Linked DNA regions of Homo sapiens: region 1 is linked to region 2. Evidence: chromatin loops called from intact Hi-C (ENCODE). Cell type or tissue: lower lobe of right lung. All regions are shown on one strand.

The links. Hi-C counts contacts between places; a loop is a spot of excess contacts. Peaks named below come from ENCODE experiments on the same cell type or tissue, not always from the same donor. Only the 100,000 strongest peaks of a DNase experiment are listed, where the experiment ranks them.
Region 1: a loop joins it to region 2, with 3 times the contacts of the local background. A loop is called at or near these places in 79 of 110 quality-filtered maps.

The regions. Positions count from the first base shown.
Region 1 is chr9:4,637,058-4,645,057 of GRCh38, reverse strand. The region is part of intron 3 of SPATA6L (spermatogenesis associated 6 like); the gene reads left to right. Among named protein-coding and RNA genes, the nearest start is that of PLPP6, 21 kb to the left of the region's middle. In lower lobe of right lung, a CTCF peak has its summit at 4,836 (motif pointing right); no DNase peak of the experiment used is centred here.
Region 2 is chr9:4,391,741-4,399,740 of GRCh38, reverse strand. It overlaps a transcript of GLIS3 not described here. Among named protein-coding and RNA genes, the nearest start is that of SLC1A1, 95 kb to the left of the region's middle. In lower lobe of right lung, no CTCF peak of the experiment used is centred here; no DNase peak of the experiment used is centred here.

The DNA.
Region 1 (8,000 bases), 250 kb before region 2:
CTTTTTTGAACATAGCCATACTCATTTGTTTAAGTAGTGTTTATAGCCACTTTTGCAGAACAATGACAGAGGTGAGTAAATTTGAACAGATGGCCTACAAAGCCTAAAACATTTAGTAGTCTGACCCTTTACAGAAAGTCTGTGACCCCTGTGCTAGAATCATGAGATTCTAGGAGGAAGCTGTTCTGTGGTACTTTTGCTATGCAGTGTGTCTTGAGTGACATAAGACCTGAGCTGGTGAGAGAGGTTAGGACCTGCCACCCAGTGGCACCAATTCTCATAAATAGCCTTTCAGTATAGCTATCTGGTGATTTTAGGGTTGTTGGCATAGAAGTGTGTGTGTGTGTGTGTGTGTGTGTGTGTGTGTGTGTGAGAGAGAGAGAGAGAGAGAGAGAGAGAATACTGAAAACTCAGAAAATTCTCCTCTGATCTCTGCTATTACGCATTTCTGCTTTTTTTCTTTCTCAAAATGAAAACAGCTTCATAATTTTTACTTGTAAAAAGCATTCCCACATCACGTAATCCTGAGAGAATCTTTATTTATATTTTGATGAACATATTTCTTGATATTTCTCTGTAGATAGAAGAACACATAGATATGGAATTTTTACATAGCATAGTTTTTTTTCTGTTATTAGCTTTCCCCCTTGTATGTCACCATTATATTGTTGTTTAAATTTTTTAAATTTAATTTTATTTTTTATATATATTTTTTGAGACAAGATCTCACTCTGTCACTCAGACTGAATGCAGTGGTATGACCTCCTGGGCTTGAGCAGTTCTCCTGCCTCAGCCTCCCAGTAGCTGGAACTACAGGCATGCACCATGCCCAGCTACATTTTTTTTTTTTTTTTTTTTTTTTTTTTTTTTTTTTGCAGAGATGGCATCTTACTATGTTGCCTAGGCTGGTCTCAAACTCCTGGATGCAAGTGATTCTCCCACCTTGGCCACCCAAAGTGCTGGGTTTATAGGCATGAGCCACCATGCCTTGCCTATGTTGTCATTTCTAAATGCATAAATCTACATCTTTTTTTTTCAAATTGATTTTTTTGAGACAGAATCTAGCTCTGTTGCCCAGGCTGGAGTGCAGTGATGCAAGCTCAGCTCACTGTAACATCCACCTCCCGTGTTCAAGTGATTCTCCTGCCTCAGCCTCCTGAATAGCTGGAATTATGGGCACCTGCCAATGCGTCCAGCTAATTTTTGTGTATTTTTTGTAGAGTCAGGGTTTCACCAAGTTGGCCAGGCTGGTGTCGAACTCCTGACCTCAGGTGATCTGCCTGCTTCGGCCTCCCAGAGTGCTGGGGTTACAGACGTGAGCCACTGCCCCCGGCCTACATCATTATTTTGATAGCTATAAAGAATTTTATTAATTTACATATGTGTTTTTTATAGGTCTATAAATAGTATTTCCATAGTATTTTGGGTTTTACTTTTCTTACTTTACATTATTACCTGTAGTTTACTTGTCATTTTCAATAGCTGTGTATTTTTCCATAGTGGTGGTGTTATCCATAAATTAATATTGTTGAGCATTTAGATTTTCTTTTTTTCCACATTTTTATAAAAATATTTCTCTCTTGGTATATTTACAAATAATAGAATTACTAGATTGAACCATGCCTTTTAAACTGGGGTAAACTGATCCCCAATAAGGTTCCAATACTTCTACTGCATCCAGGAGTGCATGGCATGCCCCTTCCCCATATCCTAGTTAATGCTGGATACTGTCAATTGGATTTGTTGTGTTTGCAAAGTATGTCATGGCTCACGCTTATAATCCCAGCACTTGGGGAGGCCAAGGTGGGCGGATCATGAGGTCAGGAGTTTGAGACCAACCTGGCCAACATAGTGAAACCCTGTTTCTACTAAAAATACAAAAATTAGCTGGGAATGATGTCAGGTGCCTGTAATCCGAGCTACTTGGGAGGCTGAGACAGGAGAACTGCTTGAACCCGGGAGGCAGAGGTTGCAATGAGCTAAGATTGCACCACTGCACTCCAGCCTGGGCCACAGAGCCAGACTCCATCTAAATAAATAAATAGATAAAAATATATTTTATCCTATTTTATGATCTATCTCCCTTTTAGATGTGACTGTGACAACCTTAAATTTAAAACTTCTTAAAAATTTTCATTTTCCCATATTATGATTTGTTTTCTTTCTTTCCTTCTGTATAAAGTGACTGTCACTGTCCTTTGATTACTTATGGAGTGATGTCTGGATATAAATGTTGATTTTGTTATAAATTCTTATTTTTAACAATGTTTTCAATCAGTTATGCTTAAAACAGTTATATTTTCCCTGTTTTGTTGTGTTATTTTGATGTTTTATGGTGTGTGCTTTTCTTTTTCTTAAGAGAGCATGGGAGAAGGAAGATGAGACTAGCAAATGTCTCAACTAAAGCAAAGAGGACTGAGGAGGCTTTTGATAGGGATCATAGTCCTGCCTGCTGTGGATATCACTGGAGCAGGTCAAGGGCCCAAGTGAAGTGCAGTGAACCCAGGAGTCTGTAGTTCTTTCTTCTGCTTCTTGGTTCTTTGGCAAAGGCTGCCGCTGGAGACAGAAAAGAACCCCACTCTGTGAATTTAAGAATAGGTGCTTTTGGAGATGTCATTACCTTCATAGGTAGACGGAACTGAGCAGGTGCCTCCTGACTACTTTTCAGAAATTCTCACTGAATGTTTTTCAGCCTAAAAGTGACAGGCTGAAATCAGGGCATTGAGTTTTTTTCCATAAGTTTTTTATTCTTATTTGACCCAATTTTATGTTCAAACATATATCACTGCTGGCACATTATATTTTAGTATGCTGAGGAAGTAGAAGCATGCCCACTTTGGTCTTATTTAATTTTACATGGATTTTAAAAAAGTTACTCAATACCTAAGTAATCTCACTATAAAAAATTTAACACGAAAGTATGTAAAAGAAAATGTCAAAAGCCCATTCAACAATCCCTGACAGATAATTACCATTAACAATTTGATGTGGGCCAGGTATGGTGGCTTGCGCCTGTAATCCCAGCACTTTGAGAGGCAAAGGTGGGTGGATTGCTTGAGCACAGGAGTTCAGGTACAGCCCGGGAAACATGGTGAAACCTCATCTCTACTGAAAATAAAAAAATTAGCTATGTGTGCTGGTGCATGCCTGTAGTCCCAGCTACTTGGGAGGCTGGGGAGGTCACCTGAGCCAAAGAGGTTGAGGCTGCAGTGAGCTGTGATCTTGCCACTGCACTCCAGCTTGGGCAACAGAGTGAGACCCTGTCTCAACAAAACAAAACAGAACAAAACAATTTGATGTGTGTCTTTTTAAACCTTCTAAAATGCATTTAGTACATTCAGCCAACCGTAAAATAACCACACATGCACGCGCATACCCTATATATAGTTGGACCTTCTGATTGTCAAGTTCCACATCCATGAATTTGGCTAACCATTACTCGAAAATGTAGTTAGGCCTATGATGGTTGTGTCTGTACTGAACATGTACAGACTTTTTCTTGTCATTAGTCCCTTAACAATACAGCATAACAACTATTAGATAACATTTACATTATGTTAGGTATTATAAGTAATCTAGAGATGATCTGAAGTATACAGGAGGATGTGCATAGGTTATATGCAAATATTACACCATTTTATTTCTTATTTTTAATGTTTTATTATTATGCTCTTTTTACCTTCGACCAACTCACCGCAACTACACCATTTTATATCAGGGACTTGAGCATTCATGGATATTTTCATATCTGCAAGGGTTCCTGAAACCAACCTCCTGTGGATACTTAGGGATGACTATATATTAAATACAGTATATATAAACACGAATATATTTAGTATTTAGTATATATAGTTACGTGTGTATATATTTTATGGTTGTTGAATATACTAAATGTTGGTTTTCTGGTCTCTTGAAAGACATATGACAGTCCAAGATATACTGCATTTTAAAAAGTCAGTTGCAGAATATGTATTTTCAACATATATACACACACACCTATATATATGTTGACTATATATATTCTGCAACTTGCTTGTTAAAACTTAATATGTCTTGGAGTGCTATATGTTTTTCATGTGACAAGAAGCCCATCTGTGAAAAGGTTGCAAGAATAGTTGTTTGAAAAGAATGATTGCAGAATATTCTAGCTGAGTGCATAAATACTGGTTATAACTCAAAAATTAATAAGATGCACAATGGGAACTGTGTTATACTTGTTTTTTTAATTTACAATCTCTCAATTTCAGATTATAATTTTAGTGGAATTAAATTTGAATTGCTCAAAATAACAATTGATTTTACTTAGCTTCAGATGTAGTACAGTTTGATCCATTAATTTGTTCAAGGTATGTTTTTACAGGCATACTTTGCACATGATCTACACTGTGCCAGTCTTCCTAGTGTGATGCTGGTGGCTCCGGGCACGTAGTAGTGGCAGTGAGCCCTCATGATCTGCTGATCCTTGATACTAGCAAAAATTTTTTTTTTTTCTTAAAGTTTCCTGTGGACTGCACTGTGGGGTCACATGGGCCATATTTGGGTTCTCAGGGACCAATTTCTCTATTGGCTGAATTGTTACCTTTTCATTTAGCTGTATTTATTGCTTGATATTTTTTCTCATTGCTTTCAAACACACTTATACTCAAAAGACATGTTATGATCATTAAGTTAATGGTACAAGTAAATTAATAATACAAGTAATAATATCCAGATGTGCATATAGCTTTACTGCTAAAGAATGAAGAAGTCTAGTGATCTTTGCTGCCAAGAAATAAAGACCCTTCCTGTTCTTCAGTTTACAAAGGTGGGAAAAAAGGAATGGACACAGGGGGGCAGCGTGATCCTGTTCCACAGTGAGCTTGATGCTTTCTTTTTATTAACCTCTGAGATAAATACCTTCGCTTTGGGTAAGTCAGGTATATTCAGTCCAACTGTAAAAGCCTATTCTAGTGGGCACCCATTCACTTAACAGGGCTTAATTTTATACTTTTATAGCAGTGCTTTTATAGCAATATTTTATACTTTCATAGCAATGCTTTTATACTTTTATAGGCATTAGCAAGGAAAGAACTTTTGCCTCAGATTATTTGGTTTTGAATTCCTTCTTTGCCATGTGGTATCACTAGCCGTGTGGCATCATGACAGGTCAAACTCTCAGAGCCTCAGTTTCCTTATCTGTAAAGAGGGAATCAAATGTGATCCTGCATCTGGAAGCGCGCTGTCAATTCTGACATGCTCTAAAAATGTTGGATATTCCTTCAGCCAATGTTGTTATTAAAATTGTTATTTCTCTTAAAGTCTCATTTGTTTCCTTTTTGGGGGAGAAGTTCGTTGATGCCATTGATGATGTCACTGTCTGTGTAATTAGCTCTTAAGAAGAACATTGAGTTCTTTCAGATACTTCCCTTGACCTATAAGACTTGTTCAGCCTGTGAATATGTTTATTATTTCTAACCTAGGCTCTTGCTGTACCATCCTCTTAGTGTGCTGACGTTTTCACACTTGGTGGCAGTTTGGATTTCTAGAAAATGACCACACCAGAGAGACTGTCTTGAGAAGCTTCATAGCCTTCTATTTATTTGTCTAACCCTGTTTCAGTCTATTTTTATTCCTGTGATTCTGAAGATAGGGTATGAGCTCCCTTTCAATTTTCCAGCCTCTTACTTTTATCTAAATTCTTGATAAACACAGGAATAATAATGTAGCAGCTATCCTTTAGATGCAGGGACAAGAAGTAGCCAAAAGCATATGAAAGGAAAGAGGAAAAAGGAAAGGCCTCCTGTGTAGAACATCATATCATGCATCTAGGTGTTTGTTCCCAGTAGGAACATAATGATGTTTACAGAAACCAAAGCAGTTCTGGGGCCGCTGCTGGGCTGGTGTCAGGGAGCAATCGTGGTAATGGTAGGCAATGTCAGGTGCTATGCTGTGCATTCTACATGGCTTTGTCATTCGTCTTTACAGTAGTCTTAAAGGGCAGGTGCAATGACAGTTTTTACATTTTCTTGAAGAGGAGACTGAAGTTAAGTAGTTTACATGATTTGCCCCAGATCACATAGTTGGTAAGTGGTGGAGCAGGGATTTGAACCCAACCCTGCCTGACCCTAGAACTTGAATTTGTGGTGCGCGTCTGTAGTCCCAGTTACTCGGGAGGCTGAGGCAGGAGAATCGCTTGAACCCGGGAGGCGGAGGTTGCAGTTAGCTGAGACTACGCCATTGCACTCCAGCCTGGGTGACAGGGCGAGACTCCATCTCAAAAAAAAAAAAGAAAAGAAAAGAAAAGAAAAGAAAAGAGTTCTTAACACTATAAGCTTCAGGAGAAAGTTGGGTTTTGTTGCTAGTGATAGCTGGGGAAATTGACACATCACTTTCCATTTGCAGGTTGTACTTCAGAGTTTCTGGATGGAGGCAGAGTCTGTTTTTGGCCAACAAGGGTGGGAGGATTATACCCATCACAGGGAGCATTGTCAGAGGAGCATGGTTGAAGAAGGCCAGGATGAGACTAGTAAATGAAGCAGATAATTGATGTTACAATTACACCCATTGGCTGGGCGTGGTGGCTCACACCTGTAATCCCAGCACTTCGGGAGGCTGAGGCAGGCGGACCACCTGAGGTCAGGAGTTTCAGAGCAGCCTGGCCAACGTGGTGAAACCCCGTGTCTACTAAAAGTACAAAAATTAGCCAGGCTTGGTGGCGGGGTGCCTCTAGTCCCAGCTGCTTGGGAGGCTGAGGCAAGAGAATCACTTGAACCCAGGAGGCAGAGGTAGCAGTGAGCCAAAACTGTGCCACTGCACTCCAGTCTGGGCAATAAGAGCGAGACTCCGTCTCAAAAAATAATAATAATAATAATAATTACACCCATCTTCCCTCCTGTCTTCCTAGCCTCTCTATCTCTTTATTCCTAGTAATTTACTCTTATGGAAATTAATTTTTAATTATACCTTTATTTGTATAATTGTTTAATACTCTTAGACTGTAAGCTCCTGGAGGGCATTGATTATATTTATCTTCTTCACTAGTGTAAATCCAGTGTCTATAAGTCTTACTACATAGGAGGTTCTCAATGAATGAAGTGTTTTTTGAATGTATGAATGAAAATAAATTATTGGAAAATGAATGAAGGGTAAGAGTTGGAAAAGCTTTCAGAGAACATTTAGTCTCTCTCCTTTTTTTAACAGTGTGGAAACTGAGTCTCCAAGAGGGTAGCTAATGCTTATTGAGTGGCTAACGTAAGCTGGAACTTAAGCAAGTTATCTTACTTTAGTCCTCATGTTCATTCATTTAAGAAGCATTTGTCAGGTCCCCATTATGTCCCAAGTGTTGTTCTACAGGTTTGGGGGCAGCATCCAGGATGCTGCACTTCACCACTCATCTCAGAACATCATTGAAGTTCAATTTTAAAATGTCTACCGTTAGTGATATTTCAGGGGGCTTGTTGAAGATGCTGACAGTGAGGCCCCTTTTCAGGTGTGATTGTCTTGGCTGGGCCCTGTATTGATTGAACTGCTCTGAGTTCACACCTTTCTAGGGACAGCCCTGCCAGCAGTAGAATAATGTACAGAAAAGACAAAGTCACTGTTTTCATGGAGCCTTGATGGAAGCAGATCACGAATAAATACATGAACAAAAATATCAATTAGTGGTAAATCTTACGTTGAAAGTAAAATAGGGTATTGTGATGGGGAGTGTCTGGGAAGGAGTGCTCTGTTAGGTTGGGTTGCCACCTTCTGATAAGATGACATTTAAACCAAGCCTGTTATTCAGTAGGAAGGAGCCAGCCATGCAGAGACCCAGAGAGGGAACCTTAGAGGGAGGAAGAACAATAAGGCAAAACCGTTATGTGGAGGAGAGCTTGGCGTGTTTGAGGGACAGCAAGAAGGGTAAGGGATGACAGGGAACGATGATCAAGGGGGAGAGTGGCAATAAATGAATTAGGAGAGATTATTAGAAGCCTGATTATATAGAGTCTTGAAATCTAGGGTAGGGTGCTTAGATTTTA
Region 2 (8,000 bases):
TCACATTGTAGTCTACTTTACTTGTTACTTACAGCTTCCAGATGTGGGCTGCTTGAGGAAAGGGACAAAGTCTTGAGGAAAAAAAATAACTCTTTGATATATAGATTTAGATATAAATTATCTTGATCCTGAGCACCGAATAACAAATTACAAGATTAAACGTGGCATTATGGTTGTAAAAGAAATGCAGCATGGTACAGGGGAAATGGCAGACCAGGACTTGATCTTGCCTCTGCCTCCTGGCCAGCTATGAGACCTTGGGAAAATTATTTCATATTCATAAGCCTTAGTTTCCTCATCTGTAAATGGGGATGAAACTATCTACTTTCAGTGCTGTTGTAAGAGAATCAGTTTAATGATTCATATAAAAGAGCTTAGCGCAGTGCTTGGCACATATTAGAATACTCAGAAGAGGCAGTTTTTTTAAAAAATAAATCACTATTTACCCCAAGTTGATAAATAATATATACATGGGGTACATAGTCACATTTTGATACATATAATGTAGAGTGATCAGATCAGGGTAGTTAGCGTATCCATCATCCCAAACATTTATCATTTCTTTGTGTTGGCAGCAGTCAATATCCTCCTTCTAGCTATTTGAAAATACATATTAGTGTTAACTATAATCATCCTGCAATGGTATAGAACACTAGGAAGTGGTTGTTATCGTAAAATGTTATGGTCTATCTCACCCCTAGCATAAAATATATGAAAGCAGAGCAGAAAACAAAGGAATCTAAGAACTTGAGCAGGCTGGGTACGGTGGCTCACGCCTGTAATCCTAGCACTTTGAGAGGCCAAGGTAGGTGGATCACAAGGTTAGGAGTTCAAGACCAGCCTGGCCAATATGGTGAAACCCTGTCTCTACTAAAAATACAAAAATTAGCCAGGCATGTTGGTGGGCACCTGTAATCCCAGCTACTTGGGAGGCTGAAGCAGAGAATTATTGCTTGAATGGGGAGGCAGAGGTTGCAGTGAGCCAAGATCGTGCCACTGGACTCCAGCTGGGTGACAGAGTGAAACTCTGTCTCAAACAAAATACAACAACAACAACAAAAGAGCTTAAGCAACTACTTCACAGTCCAGAGAATGATAGTGATTGGGGCCAGGGGAAGAGGGTGAGTGAGGAGCCACTTTTAGCTAAAGGGAGAGCTGCTGACCTAGCCCTTAAATTGAGCTGGAGCAGGGGGTGGAAGAAGAAAGAAGAAGGAGGCAATGTTCTCCAGGCCCCCACCCCCTCAATGCAATGTCCACGACCCCAAGGCAACTCCAGCATGGGTTGTAAGGGTATGAGAATAGTGGTAGAGGACACTTGAATGTGCACTTGAATCACCTGGGAATGCTGTTTAAATTGCAGATTCTGATTCCATAGATACGGGGTGGAGTCTGAGACTCTGCATTCCTAATAAGATTCCAGGTCATGCTAATGCTGCTAATTCAGGGATCATATTTTGAGTATCAAGGATGTAGAAAATAACCACTTATGCTACTTCTTATTGTGTAATGATATTAAAAAAAATATGCCTCAGCAATTTTGTGAGGATTCCATTGGGGAAGAATATTCTGTGGGTTTGGAAAAAATATTCTGATAAATCACTTGGGATTGAGGTGTAGGTGGGATGACTCACCAAAGCATGCATTGAAATAGTAACTGAAGATCTTAAACTGCTTTCTTAAGAAGGGGCCGATTGACTCAAGGTCTTTTTGTCTCTGCATCAGAATGAGAGGGGCATCTGAGTTTGAGGGCAGAACAGAATGGCTGTCTGTAGGAGACGGGGAACAGTGTGAATGGGGAACTGGATGCAGGGACCCACAATGGAGGAATGTCTATAGAGATATTCAGAAGTTGTTTGCTTGACAGTATGCTCATTTTTCTTCATCCCATCCAAGGAATACTTTGGATTGCTCAGCGGTGCTTTCGTGTATGTAATTTTCCTTCCTCCTCTCCCCTCCCCTCCCCTCCTCTCCTTTCCTCTCCTCTCCTTTCCTCTTTCTCCCTCTTTTCCTCCCTCCCTCCCTCCCTCCCTGCCTTCCTCCCTCCCTCCCTCCCTCCCTCCCTTCCTCCCTCCCTTCCTTCCTTCCTTTTCTTCCTTCCTTTTCTTCCTTCCTTTCTTCTTTTATTGCTTTGCAGGGGGAATGGGCTTGAAGAGATAGATGAGGGGACAGCACACAGCAGGGTTACACTAGCCTTGAAGTCCCTTGCTTGGTTTTCTTCAACAGTTTCTGGGTGGTGGGGAGTCAGGGGGAAGCAGTGGGACACATCCCACCTACTATTGTTGAGTATTCTGACTGTACTGCTATCAAAATCAGTAATTGAAGCAAAGAACAATAATGTGTTGGAAAATATCTTCAAACTTGCAATAGGTTAAAAACCAAACAAACAAAACCCACAAAATAAAAATAATGGATTGACGGCAGGGTGTGGTGGCTCACGCCTGTAATCCCAGCACTTTGGGAGGCCGAGGCGGGCGGATCACGAGGTCAGGAGATCGAGACCATCCCGGCTAAAACGGTGAAACCCCGTCTCTACTAAAAATACAAAAAATTAGCCGGGCGTAGTGGCGGGCACCTGTAGTCCCAGCTACTCGGGAGGCTGAGGCAGGAGAATGGCGTGAACCCAGGAGGTGGAGCTTGCAGTGAGCCAAGATCGCGCCACTGCACTCCAGCCTGGGAGACAGAGCGAGACTCTTTCTCAAAAAAAAAAAAAAAAAAAGAAAAAAAGAAAAAAGGATTGACAAAACCACAGGGCAAGACAATAACATGGGAGACAAGAGAAGAAGCTGCTTAGGAAAAGGTTAACAGTGCCTGGGCGTTTTCCCAGAAAACACGAGGCGAAGGAGCAAAACTCTCATGAAATCAGACTTGCTCAGACGTACTCAGGCTCGCTTTACTTCAAAACCTCACAAGCCCGTAACTCAATGGACTGGCACTAATTTTAAAACAGAGTTATAACCTGGGTTCCATGAAAGGACTAACGAGGTATGTCCTGGAATCTCCTGAAATCGTATGTGAAATTTATGTCTGTACATATACATATCATTCTAAGGAGGGGCTACTTACCTCTCATCAAATTGCATATCAAATGGTGATATAAAAATGGTTAAGAATCACTGACTTCAAGATTAAAGCTAGCTAGAAGTCTGTCTTCGATAATCTTTCAATGAAAAAGAGGAAATGAAAGGAAACTAGAAATTTTGTCACTAAGAAATCAAAGTAATCAGTCCAGAGTTACATTGTCATTATTTTAAAATAGTGAAGTCCAGTTAGAGGATGATGAAATGTTTGTATCTGCTTAGAAAAGTAAAAATGGGCTGGGCATGGTGGCTCATGCCTGCAATCCCAGCACTTTGGGAGGCCAAGGTGGGCAGATCACTTGAGTCAGGAGTTCGAGATCAGCCTGGCCAACTCGAGATCAACCTGGTGAAACTGTCTCTACTAAAAATGCAAAAAACGAAAACTTAGCTAGGCATAGTGGTGGATGCCTGTAATCCCAGCTACTTGGGAAGCTGAGGCAGAAGAATCGCTTAAACCCCAGAGGTAGAGTTTGCAGTGAGCTGAGATCATGCCAATGTACCACAACCTGGGTGACGGAGTGAGATTCCATCTAAAAAAAAAAAAAAGTAAAAATGGCCTCCCTTGATGTTATTCAATAGAAAATGGTGACCAGGCTAGGCGCAGTGGCTCACTCCTGTAATCCCAGCACTTTGGGAGGCCGAGGCAGGTGGATCATGAGGTCAGGAGATCGACACCATCCTAGCCAACATGGTGAAACCCTGTCTCTACTAAAAATACAAAAATTAGCTGGGCGTGGTGGTGCATGCCTGTAATCCCAGCTATTCAGGAGGCTGAGGCAGGAGAATCGCTTGAACTAGGGAGTCGAAGGTTGCAGTGAGCCAAGGTTGTGCCATTGCACTCCAGCCCGGTGACAGAGCGAGAGTCCATCTCAAAAAAAAAAAAAAAGAAAAAAAGAAAAAAGAAAATGGTGACCAATTATTCTCAGTGTCCGTAGTAAACGATAACAAAAGCTTGACATCAGACATAAAATAAATTCAAGTTAGAGCAGTTAGTTTTGCCCCACAAAGAGCACTTGGCAAAGGCTGGAGATATTTTGGTTGCCTCAACTAGGGGTTTGTACTGACAAGTGGGTAGAGGCCAGGGACGAAGGAGAGGTATCACCTTCCCAGGCACCAGTACCAAAATGACTCAGGAGTTGCAGGAGATTCTTCTTCTTCAGCTAGAGCATCGGAGCTGGATTTGGGTAGCAGACACCACCAGGTATCTCAGGCTGCCTACTGGAGGCCTAAGAAGGCAGGTGGATTAAAATCTCTGTAAGGATCAAACGTTCACACTAAAACACTGTAATAAATGAGAAGGGAGAAAAAGAAAATCATGTCAGCGCCTCAACAAAATACCCACACTACACACAAGACTCACCTTGTTTTGGAGGTCATGTAAATAATTATGAGTCAATGAATACATTTATATTATACTTGTAAAATAGTGCCTTTTAAGGGAGAAGATGTGACTGGAGTTTAATATGCTGAATTACTAAGACTTAAATTCATGGGCCCAATTTGTAAATGTATGAACATGGTCTGCATAAAACCCTTAACATTAACCTTCAGGTATGTTGGAGACATGCAATAAATGCCCCTTTACTTCTTGATGAATAACTAGAAAACATTGTACACCATTATAGATACTCTAGATTCGTGGTTCCGAATTTTTAAATCAGCAATTAGTCATCTACGGGATATTCAGTGCAAGAATAGCACTCATAAATAATAGTATATTTTCCCCAGCCAGATGGATTAGATAGCTAATTATAGTGCTAGCTATTGCGGCTGTGGTCTCCAAGTATAAAGATATTCATAATAGTTAGACAAGGCTATATTTGGCAGTGTTTTGTTATTGCTATAATACAGGGAGAGCTTATGAGGTTATAATTTTTCTCATTAGTGGTGAAGAGAATGGAAAATGTGCTTGCATAAGTCTGTACTCGGCAAAAACAAACGTAGAGTCAGATGTGCAAAATTAGGTTTTCTTCAGAAAAATGAAATGAATGCAGTGGGTTTCCTTTTCTGAAAGACTTTGGGGTAAGATATGAAGCTGACCTTTTGAATGGGTATGAATTGTTTCTCAGATATACTTAACCTGACTTACAGGTAAATTTTCCTTCCACCCACTCAACAATACACAGCATCACCAAATTAAAGCTTGACAGTTACAGGTTTCCCGTGCTTGTTGTTCAAGAACTGCAACCATAATGAATTCTTCTATATTTGATGCACAGATCCCAAAGCCTAATGCCATGTTTCCTGAGAGAATGAAGACTCACAACCACCCCATATTACTCCTGTAATCTTTGAGCTAGGGGCTTAAAGATTAAATAATAATTTTTTAAAATTATGAGATAATAATTTTTAAATTATTTAATTTAAATAATTTTAAATCTCATAATTTTAAAATTATGAGATAATAATTTTTAAAAATTGAATCAATGTCTCCTAAAAGAAAATCTAAAAATCCTCAAGCCATCCTGGGCTTTATACACTCCTTGAGAAGAATTCTGGGTCCTCACGGTTAGCAATCAAGGGGGTCAAAATAAATTTAGAAATAAATTCAGTCAAAAACTCTTTTTTCTTTTTCTTTTTTTTAAGAGACAAATTTTCCTGGGATTGGGTTTTAATGGAACTGGGTTCAGCAAGTCCAAATTCTACCCTCTACTGGCTCATTCAGAAAAACCATTTTCTGTTTCAGTTTTGGCAGTTCTGTAATTAGGGTAATAAATTCACACTCAGGCCCACTGGGTCATAAAGGTCATAGAAAGGATCATTATATTACTGGCGGTAAAAAGAGAATCAGATTAAAACAGAGCCCTTCTTACATGTTTAACAACGTAAAAGAAAAAGATTATGTCTTAACTAATCAAAGTTAACATTACTAAAAATGGAGAAACTAACATAATGTACCTCCTGATATGATGTACGCAGAAGGACAGCAATTACTTCTTCAGTTTTCCTGCCAAAAATGCATAACCTGAATCTAATCACAAGGAAACATCAGCCAAATTCAATGTGGGGGACATTTTACAAAATAACTGGCTTTTAATTTTCATAAATATCAAGGTCAGAAACAGAAAGAATGACTGAGAAACTGTTCCAGACTAAAGGGGACTAACAAAACATGACAACTAATGCGATACGGGATTAGATCTTGGGCTGGAAAAACCAAATGGTTAGAAAAGATATTATAAGGCAATGGATGAAGAGAGGATATGGAACGTGGATTAGCTAATGATACTGTGTGAGTGTTAAATTTCCTGGTCTTGATAATCACAGTGTAGTTATATAAGAGGATATCATTTTTTTAAAAAAAGTAAAATATACGCTGAATATTTAGTAAGGGGCATAGTGTCTCCAAACTTACTCTCAAATGACTTAGGGGATAAAAGCCATAACTAGTGTTAGAGCTAGAAATAGAAATAGTAACAGAAATAGAAATGTGTATGTAGAGAGAGACATACAGGTATGTACAGCAAATGGAGAAAACAGAAAATGTAAGCAACCAGTGAACCTGTGTAAAAGATATACAGAGTTCCTTATACTATTATTGCAAAATATACAAATTAATTTATAATATAAAAAAGACTGCCATTGATTACAATAAACATTTTTTACACACCATTATGCAAGTCATTTTTTTTCTATCAAATCTTCCAAAGTGGGATTGGGGGATCGGGTAAAACTCCCTCACTTTAAAAAACAAGTTAAGATCCAATATGTGGGGAAAAAAAAAAAGATCCAATATATGGTGATTCAGGAAGAATAGTGATCTAAAGAAGTAGTTCTGGATTTTTTTCCAGTTATTTCATTCTGGCAAAGGGCATCTATGTGTAATGTACTCTTGTGTGTTTCTACTTAACATTATAAGGACCTGTAGGATTGACTCAGAGAATAGGGCTACTCTGAGGTGCTCCCTTGGGTGATAGCAGAAGCAAATAATTAATTCATTCAGAAACACAAGAATGTCATAAACAGGGTGTCCCTCCTCCCTTAGTTTTAATACTTCAAAAGCTGCTGCATTTATGAGGTAATTTGGGAGAAAAAAGAAAACATTAAAGTCTGGGACCAGATACAAAAGAAAAAGCTGGAACTGTCACCTGTTAGAATCTAAGGTTTGGGGCCATAGTGAAAGGTAATTGACTTCAATCTCCCTTCCCCAGAAGGGGTTACAGATACCAGCGAGGTGGAGAGGAGGCAGGTTCTACCTAGACTAGTGCATCCCTAAGATCCCCTGGGAAAGATAAACATTTGTTATTATTTTTTAAATGTAATTTTATTTTAAGTTCCAGGATACATGTGCAGGATATGCAGGTTACATAGGCAAACGTGTGCCATGGTGGTTTGCAGCACCTATCAACCCGTCACCTAGATATTAAGCACAGCATGCATTAGCTATTTATCCTGATGTTCTCCCTCCCCCGACCCCCGCCCCACGACAGGCCCTAGTGTGTGTTGTTCCCCTCCCTGTGTCCATGTGCTCTCATCGTTCAGCGATGAGTGAGAACTTGTGCTGGTTGGTTTTCTGTTCCTGTGTTAGTTTGCTGAAGCTAATTGCTTTCAGGTTCATCCATGTCCCTGCAAAGGACATGATCTCATTCCTTGGGCTGTATAGTATTCCATGGTGTATAATGTACCACATTTTCTTTATCCAGTCTGTCACTGATGGGCATTTGCATTGATTCCATGTCTTTGCTATTGTGAATAGTGCTGGAATGAACATACGCATGCATATATCTTCATAATAGAATGATTTATATTCCTTTGGGTATATACCCAGTAATGGGATTGCTAGGCCAAATGGTATTTCTGGTTCTAGGTCTTTGAGGAATCGCCACATTGTCTTCCACAATGGTTGAACTAATTTACATTCCTCCCCAAAAATATGTACATTTGTAAGAATATTAACAGTACCAGGTACTGGATGTGTGTTTC